2 separate regions of the Homo sapiens genome follow, and region 1 is linked to region 2. A link is a loop called in an ENCODE intact Hi-C map of the cell type or tissue named here. Cell type or tissue: Calu3. All regions are shown on one strand.

What was found. Peaks named below come from ENCODE experiments on the same cell type or tissue, not always from the same donor. Only the 100,000 strongest peaks of a DNase experiment are listed, where the experiment ranks them.
Region 1: a loop joins it to region 2, with 2.6 times the contacts of the local background. A loop is called at or near these places in 1 of 110 quality-filtered maps.

The regions. Positions count from the first base shown.
Region 1 is chr3:90,008,627-90,013,626 of GRCh38, forward strand. No RefSeq gene overlaps it. Among named protein-coding and RNA genes, the nearest start is that of EPHA3, 900 kb to the left of the region's middle. In Calu3, no CTCF peak of the experiment used is centred here; a DNase peak (open chromatin) is centred at 1,895.
Region 2 is chr3:89,922,836-89,927,835 of GRCh38, forward strand. No RefSeq gene overlaps it. Among named protein-coding and RNA genes, the nearest start is that of EPHA3, 820 kb to the left of the region's middle. In Calu3, no CTCF peak of the experiment used is centred here; no DNase peak of the experiment used is centred here.

The DNA of each region.
Region 1 (5,000 bases), 86 kb after region 2:
AAGATGTGAAGTGACCCCCTTTCACATGGTAAATTTCCTGAAGTCACTTTCTCTTCTTGTTCTTCCCTTCTTTTCCCTCTTTTTCTCCAATTTCCATCTCCTTCTCCAAAAACCAGGTTGTGTTTCCACTAGACACACGGAGCAGGTTGAAATAATGCCTGTTGTGTCATAGATGGCAATGCAATGGAGGAGCATCCTCTTATTAGAAACTGTGTCCATTCAGTATCCTCTAAATTAATCCAATTCTGAGCACAAAACAGGGTAGAGACAAGTGTACATTATTATATGTCATATCATTTGGTGTCAAGGAGCGGGGTAAAATGGAGGAAGTTTAACTAATATAGTAATTTTAATGTGACTATGAAAATGTAAGGCATTTATTCATGCTCCCATAGTGTGTTTTCTGAAAGCTATTTGGGAAAAAGAAAAAGTTTTTAGAACTTAGTTTACTCAATCTATGTTTAGTAAAACAAATCAGAAATACTTATGCTTTTATTTTGCCCAGTGTGCAAAGGTGAATATTTCATTTGCTTATGTAAGGAAAAATGAAAATTACTAAAATGCATAAAAGAATTATCTAAATTATGGCTAAGCATATTTTAAACAACATACATATTTTACTTTCTCTGAAACAAAAAAAAATTAATTTATAATTTAAATGTATTTTTTCATTTCTTGTTTGCAGGAAAACCAACATAAACAACACACTTCAGTTTAAAGGAGAAAATGGATACTTTATCAGTCAATAAATAACATGTGTATTTGTCAAGGGCCCTTTTCCTATTTTTACTAAGTTATTACAGCTTAAGGGTCACCATCCATGGGCCTTAATTTTCTCAACTGCATTCTAAAAGTACAACATGAATGATCCTGATAAGTATAACCACCTCTTACAAAGTAACTATTTCTGTCTTTAAAAATAGAAAATAATTTATTTATAAATAAATATTCTATAACTACTGCTAGAAATAAAACTAAGAGATATACATAATGTTGTTATTCAGAAGTATTTTTTCCTGTCACTCTGAAGGCATTAATTTCATTGGTTTTATGATATCTGCAATCTTATGGGTTTCAAAATGTTCATATATTCTGCTGTTAAGGCAAATACTAAATGACATTTGCAATTATTCACACCCAAAATAAATTTTGCTTGAGTCATGATAAAAGAAATCTTTCAAAAATTAACTGAAGGGAAAAAAAAATAAATCCCCTCTCTTCAAATCATAGTAAAATATAGGTTCCGGGTAGGTACATTACTGTTATAGTTAATAGAGTGAAATTGCTCAGAGTTTGATCTGTAAGATTAGGGCAATCAGAATTTAAATTCTTCTCTACTGCTTCCCAGTAATATAATCTTGAAGTTACTCAAAGCCCTTTTCAGTTTTATTTTCAGTGAAATGAAGAAAGGCAGAACCATTGTGACTAGCAAATCACACACATATAAAGTAGTTAAAAGAGTATGTAGCATAGAAGAAGCATGCAATAAATGTCAGCTACCGTTTACTTTTGAACAAATATTTATTGAGTGATTACTACATACTTGATATTTTTCTAGTTACCTGAGTGACAGTACTGAACAAAAGAGACTAAAATATCTTCCTTCATGAAGATTACATTCCAATAAGAAGATAGACAATAAACAATGTATAAAATATATATTCTGTTTATTAAAAGTACTGCATAGAGGGGGATGCAACTTTAGACAGGACAGTGGGAGAAGTATCACAGGTGGCATATGTGAGAAAGGACTAAAGGAAATGAGAAAGTAAGCCATGAAATTTTTAGGAAGATGAAAGTTTTCCAGGCATAGGAAACTGCAAGCGTAAACGTTCTGTTCCTCTAGAGGAACAACAGAGATCAGTATGTCTGGAATGCAGTGAGCCAAGTGGCATGTAATATAAGCAATAAGAGGGGTGAGGTGGGTGGAAGAACAGTGGAACTTATCATGTAGGGCGTTGTGGCTAATAGTAATTCAATGACTTAAACTCTGAGTAATATGGGAAGTTATTGGAGAGTTCTGAGCAGAAGAATGGCATGATCAGACTTTTGCCAAAAGTCCTGTAGCTAACAATAGACAAAAGTGTCCTCTAATCATCATAATCAAGTAAACTATCTATTCCAGTTAGAGAAATACTGCTGTCAATTCTCTTATAATTAAGGGCTAATTATAAAGAGCTCTGTAATGCAGTGACCATACATACTTTAGAAGAGAATTTCCCTACCATTCACACATAACTAGAACTTTGGACTCCAAATTCTATTTTGATGTACCTATCATCATTTAGAAATATAATTTACAAAATGCTGATTACAAAATATACATACTCTGTTTTATTCAAAATTAAAACTGTGAAAGGATTTAGAGAAAATATTCCCTTGGCCTTATGTAGAATAGTCAGACAATTTTGTGGCTTTTTTATTGGTAACATCCACAGCTAAGTGATAACTAAATGTTCCTATTCTTCTAGTTGACGGGCAGTAAATATTCAAGACAATGATGAGGGCATCATCCAGTGTGATATTCCGGATGGAAGTCCACACCACGTAAGTTAGTGTCCCTCTTGTCTCTCACATGAGCTGAATTTTCAGGAAAGCAGAGAAGTCAGGCAATCAGCCAACGGTCTGTGTTGCTTTCATTACAGACCTGCAAAGCATTTAAATCTTCAGAAGAGAAAGTTTCTGCCTTCTTAAAACCAGCTGTACACCAGCCACTCTCAATGGTCCATGAGGCACCCAGCTCAGAGAATTCCACTTCCCCCTAAAGATCGGTCAGAACTGCTGGGAAAAGCAAGCACTTCAAAGTAACACAGAGGTCTGGTGAATGTTCGGCTCACTTCAGAAAGCATTTCCCTGCTCAGAGATAAGGGGGGAAGCTGCAATATTCTGAAAGTTTGCAGAATCATGGCATTGCTCCCACCTGCTTTTCTGTTTCACCCTGAAACTTAAGTCAATCAGGAGGCCTGCTTCGTGCACAGTTGAACACAAATAATAACTGTCTGGGAAAATACAGCAAAACAATAGACATCTTTACAATTACGATTTGGGTGCTGGAGCATACATGTGAAACAAATGTGCTACCAAAGACTGTGACTTCCAGAATCTTGAAAGTGTTGTATAGTATTTCCGACTGCCAATTGTGTAACTGGCAAGTTGGACTTCAAACTGTTTTCTCAATACAGTTGACCCTTGAACAGTGCAGGGGCTAGGGGAACCAGCCTCTGGTGCAGTCAAAACTCCACATTAATTTTGACTCCCCAAAATCTTAACTGCTAATAGCCTACTGTTGACGAGAAGCCTTATGATAACACAAGTGGTTGGTAAACATATATTTTGTTTGTTATATGTAATATATACTGTATTCTTACAATATTGTAAGCCGAAAAAAAGTTAAGAAAATCACAAGGAAGAGAAATATACTTATTATTCATTAAGTGGGAGTGGATCATCATAAAGGTCTTCATCCTCATTGTCTTCCCACTGAGCAGGTTAAGGAGTAGGAGGAAGAGAAGGGGATGGTCTTGCTGTCTCAGCAATGGCAGAGGTGGAAGAAAATCTGCATAAAAGTGAACCCACACAGTTCAAACCCATGTTGTGTAAGAGAATACATTTCTCTTTCCTTTTTACCTTATCTGTAAATGATTAATTCCCTTTTCTAGAATGACAATAGCTAAAATTCCAATTCAACATCTACACAGCTACCTCTAAGGTCTCATCGATGGTGCAAGAGATTAACTGGACCTGGTAAAGATTCTCTCTGGCACCAAGGGACTGGCTCTGCAGGAATCCAGCTGGCCTCTTTTGTTCCACAGAGTAAACATAGCTTATTTCATTTAATCTCAATCACATACTATGGCAACTATGTGCATAGGTCCCATCTTTGAAGACATCCAAAAGGAAGATATTCTTATGCTACTTGTAGTTTATTGTTTTCTTTCCCTTTTTTTTTTTTTTTTTTTTTTTGGAGACCGAATCTTGCTCTGTTGCCCAGGCTGGGGTGCACTGGCACGATCTTGGATCACTGCAACCTCTGCCTCCCAGTTTCAAGCGATTCTCCTACCTCAGCCTCCTGAGTAGCTGGGATTACAGGTGCAAGCCACTACACTCGGCTAATTTTTTGTATTTTTAGTAGAGATGGGGTTTCACCATGTTGGCCAGGCTGGTCTCGAACTCCTGACCTCAGGTGATCCACCCACCTTGGCCTCTCAGAATGCTGGGATTACAGGCGTGAGCCACTGCACCCGACCTCTGGTTGTTTTCTTAGAATATGATTGCCTACTCAAAATAATTAATTAAGACTATAGAACTGCTTTTAAAAGTTAGCGATGTGATAATTAAACATAAATCATCATCATTCACATAAGAATTTAAAATAGTCCCAAATGAAGAGACAGCTAGCATTAAAAACAATTTCTACTTTTATGAGTTAAATCAATGTCATAAGCAAAATAGTTTTCTTTTAAAAAATTATCTGTTCTCTATCTTTAGAATCTTTCTGCCAAATCCCCTTCCCACACTTGTCAAGTCAAGTATATCTTACACAGCCCACATTCTCCCACATCTAAATTATTTGGGTTTGATTGCCAGCCACATGAAATGTTAATCAAAGTAAATAGTTATCACTTATTTTTAGATAGGGTGACACCTGGCATTTTTCTTTCCTCACTATCTTCTCAAAACCTCTCTTATTCTGATAATCAAACGTAACCCCTTTCTTATCTTCTCCAACAATGATCAATGGCTTCCCTCATTTTTGTTAATTTGGACTACTCAAAAACAAAAGTATCTACCATTTTAATATGATTATTGTAATTGAGGTGCAACTTGGTGTGATTTAATATAACAATACATTGATACGTAGCATTAGGAAAAATATAGTGCAGCTTTAAAATATATATACAGACAATTCAAGAGCAAAAATGTGTAATGCCCATTCTTGAGGTTGACTTTATCTATGGATCCATCTGTATCTTCATTCTGTCCATAAAAGTCTCCTAGTT
Region 2 (5,000 bases):
GGAAGAAGGCATTAATCAGTTGCTGCAGCTTATGAGATAGGAGATCAGTCTCAAATCCATCTTCCTGACCAACAAAAATTGGGATTTATATAGTGGGAAGGAATGTAACTACAAGCAGGTAAACAAGAAATAGGAAAGAATAAGTAAATCATGAGGGATAAAGGGTCTGGCTTCTACTTGTCTGGATGTTGTGATCTGGTGAGTTTCAGTCCCTTGATATTATCTGGGAGGCCTGTGGGCCAGTTTCCTGAGGAAGGTACTCAGATAAGACAAATATTAGTTTAAAGCTTTAAGACTAGGAGGGTCAATTTCTATGTTTGTTTTAAAAGACTGTAAACATCAGTTCTCTAGGACAATTGGGTTGGTTTCACTATGAGGGTAGCCATTTGTTCAGAGTTCCTCAGAACTGGTCATGTACTCTCCCTCCTTGATAATGCTTGTGAGTAGAACTAATTGAGTCTAGGAACTTCTTTTGCACCATCCTCAAATCCAGACTCAGTCTTCTGGGACTCTGTGTATGAGACATTAAGTTAGTTCATCCTAAGTCAATGAAGGAAGATGCTTAGAGATACGTCTTCTCAACTAACTTGCATACGACTTCAGTTCACTCTCCTTTCCTTTTATTTCTGGACCTGAGGTATCTTCTTAGTCAGTATACTCCAAAATATAATCATTTTTATATTGGATATAATCTATTATAATCCAAGTGCTCCTCTATATCTCTTATGAGTCTTGTGGTCTAATTGCCTTTCATGTCCTTTAAAGAATTGGGTTCTGTTAAACTACAAATAAAAATTTATACAAACAGAATTCAAATGTGAGGTTTACCACTTTTGGTATCATAATGGACTCTTTAATATTAATAATCATTCTTGGGGTGGAATAGAGAAAGACAGAGAAAAAGTCCCAAGAATGAACAAACAATACTATTAAAAAAAGAAATGGTAAATTTTAATATAGCTGCAAAAAAAAAGTTATTTCTTTTTAAAGGTTTAGGAAAAAGCACATTGTATTGTGATCTACCTTCATAATTTTACTACAGTAAATGTGAAATGATATTTTCATGATTCTCCTCTTTTCAAGCACTTAGTAAAATGAATATATTTTGAATCTCAATTCAAAGGAAATCTTCACTAGTCCCATTGAGGCAATCTGGCTGATCAGCAACATTTGGTGCAAATAGTAATCAAGCTTAAAAATTATGCAAAACATTCTTCACTTCTCAAGAATTTCACTGAATTATTTAAAACTCAGTGGTGGAAACAAGCAGCAGCTGTGGTGTGAAGGGAGTGGGGATTTGCAACGAGGCACAAAGGATTGGAATGCTCAGTAAGTATAACTCATGTAGTTGCACATCCTTTCTCTAGCTAGACCCTGGTAAAATCATGCTGAAATCTAACTGTGCAACACACATCATTTACCCAAAAAGGATTTTTTTTTTTGTTTTCAAGTAAAAAGTGTTTGTCACAGTATCTTGCCATCTGCTTAAAACTTTCAAGCAATATTACATAACTCCATCTCATTTGTATGGGCTGTGTATTGACGTGATGTTAACTGCATAATGTGTTAATGGCTGAAATGTATAGCAATGGCATAGACCCAAATGGCACCAAAGCAAGAATCAGCATTATACTCTTCCCAAAAGATTGTCACTTTGTGGAAAACAGTGTATGATAAGTTAGACAACAAAAATAAAATAATAAAGAAGAAAGCAAAAACAAAAGCAAAAAACTTAAGGAGTTATTGTAAAGCTAAATATTACTTTCAGTTATATCGAGAATATAGTAGAGATGGCAGAGACTTGGCTGTCTTGACACATTCTTTGTTGCATAGCAATCAGTAACAAAATTCCATAAGATAAACACATGTAACTATAGTGATGTTTCTGCTTTTGCTTCTATCAAAATCCCAAGTTAGACAGAAAAAGATGAAGGTGAGTAGAAATGCATATTGACCTGTTTGCCACACTTATGTTACTCTATTGGCCTATGATCTTGAGAGCCACCTATCAATTATACTTTCAACAGGATGATAATAGGCTAATGTCTTTGCTATTTCTTCAGACCATCGCACACTCTCTCCAAAAGTAGATAACATTTCTATGATTCACATTTTTGTCTCAAGTTAGAAGATACGTTAAATCAACTGGGTGTATATTTATAAAAATTTTATTATACAGTCTTGGAACTTTGAGATAACCAGAAGAGTAAAACATGGACCCTCTCTAAAAAGAATTTAAAATCTTGTTTGTAAATATGTGTGATTTAGCAAACCAGACACCTGCAGCTATTGACCATTAAAGAATGCCCATGTTGCACATAAATTTAATGATAATAAACATTTCAAAATTTAAACTTTTGAGTAATATATATTAAAACTGATAGAAAGGAATATATTTTCCTTGTTGATATGTTAGGAAATGCATTCTTCTGTGAATAGGTATAAACATGTCCAAAAGGTGAGGATTCTTTTCAAGCCTCCTTATACATTGGGGACGAAGAGGAGATAAAAATAGTCAAGGTGGCCAGGCACGGTGGCTCATGCCTATAATCCCAGCACTTTGGGAGACAGAGGTGGGCAGATCACGAGGTCGGGAGATCGAGACCATCCTGGCTAACACAATGAAACCCCGACTCTACTAAAAATAGAAAAAAAAATTTAGCCGGGTGTGGTGGTGTGCACTTGTAGTCCCAGCTCCTCGGGAGGCTGAGGCAGGAGAATTGCTTGAACCTGGGAGGTGAAGGTTGCAGTAAGCCGAGATCGTGCCACTGCACTCCAGCCTGAGTGACAGAGTGAGACTTCATCTCAAAAAAAAAAAAAAACAAAATTCAAGGTTATGAGATTACTCCATTAATTTGAGAAGAAAAATTAAAAGACGTTTCTCCTGGCCTGAGTATGACTTGCCAAACAACTTCTTGCTTTGTGGATTCTCTCTCTTAATGGAGGAGACAAAAAAAAATGAGCAGTTGAGAGAATGAATAAGAAAGGAAATTATTATTGGAAAGAAAGTAGGCATCTTGGACATCTTAAATGGAAATAAAGAGAAGAAAGCGGGAAGACCTGGTTGCAAAGAGAGCTTCAGAGAGATCATAAGAATTGGTAAAGCTGAGCTCAACAGTAACTTACTTAGCTCTATCCCAAAGATAGTCAGTTAAATAAAGAGGCTCACAGGATGCATTTTCTCTCTCTTTCATGCTTTTCTTTTTCAAGGAAGCGCCTCTATTATATGTTGTCTCACAGAGCATGTGGTTAGTCATATTCCAAGTAATTTTGCTTGAAATAATATGGTTTTATTGAAAACACGAGCAGGAAACAAGAAGTGTTTATGTCTCAGATGAGGATTGTCATAAACATTTTGCACAATTTCACTGTATGACGTGTCTACTCTAAGTGTATGTGACATTCTAAATTGCCTGTGGGAAAGCATGAGACCAAAGAGAAATTAAAGTAATTCCTAAACTAGAGGGAAAGCCTAAGCCTTTACTCATTTTATTTTACATTGTGAATAAAATAGCTTGCTGTCTTTTAAACTTCTAAAGCCACAGTGATAGCGATATTTTTATTTTTTATCTTTATACACTTAAAGTGTGTTCTTTTTAACATTTCAAAAAGAAAGAGTTATAGAGGGCAGAGTTGTGGAAAAAGTATTTATATTGATATAGTATGCTAAAATTTGCAGATTACTTTTACACGCATAACATAGTTTAATAATTATAATCACCGTATAAGTTAGTATTAACGTCTTAGTTTTACTGATGATAACGGAAGAGATTAAATTATTTGCCCAAGGTATCCTAAATAAATACTGGCAAAGTCTGGATATAACCCAGCGCTTCTGACTCCATGTTTGATAGTTTTTCTACCACAATGTGTGCTATTTTGCTCCTTTCTGCCTTCGTTTCTCCACTCTCTTTTAAGCCATCAGTAACATCTGTTAACACTATTTTTCCCCCCTCTTTGCATGATTTGCCCTTTTTCATAGAGCAGACTCATAAGTAGCAGATTGTTTTAATGTTCTGACCCTTAGCCAACTCAAACATGATACTAGTAGAGTAAACCTACACCTTCATTGATTCCTTGATGTATTTTACATTAATAAGAATGCCAGAAGAGTCTCAGCAAAGCAGCTATCTGGCTAAATGAATTTAATTTTCCCTAAGGAAATAGACACAGTGAGATAGAACAAGCCTTAAAATCTTAGGCCACAGGGCTCATTAGACACATCCATACAAAACTGAAACTTTTCCTTATTTTTGTTCCTTTTTTTATTCTTCCTAAGTTCCCACATAGTACTTCTCTCCAGATTTTGCTTTTATAGGTTGCTTCTATTTTTCACCCTTTTTCTTCCCAGATACCCATTTTGCTCTGTTTTTAATCTGTTTCTAAAATATATTGTAGCTTTGCAAACTAATATATCACACTTTTTTATTGCATGGTCTCTTTTCCAGTCATTGATTCAGCAAATATTTGCTGTGTAGTCGAATTTGTGCTATGCATTAGTGACAAAAACACGTTATCTTTTAAAAGTTATTTCAAGTCACTTTCCCTAATTTAGAGAGAAATATAAATGCAAGTTGTTGTGCAGCTTGTTAATAGACAGTGTAAAAAGAGCTTCAGAAACAATGAGAGTGGCAGGAGGCAACCAAATGTCTGGTTAGATAGGGACGGGTCCCAGTGAAACCCCACCTCCAAGCTGAAGGCAGTTTAAAGCCTGAAAGCCAAGCCACAAGTTAAATCCTCAGACAGGCTTAAGAGCTTGTCTTCCTGTTTGGAGTGTTTTCCTCTGATTGGTCCTCATCCTTCACCTATTTTACACATACCTACCCTTTCCTAATTGGTTTTCTACATTGTCATGCCCACCTTTGAGTGGTGTCTTTGTCTTAAACTTTTTTTGCATACTCACATACCAATCAGCATGCACTCCCCATTCTAAGTTCATAAAAGGCCCCAGAACCCAACCACATGGGTGACTTTCCTGCCTTTGGGTAGGGAAACCAACT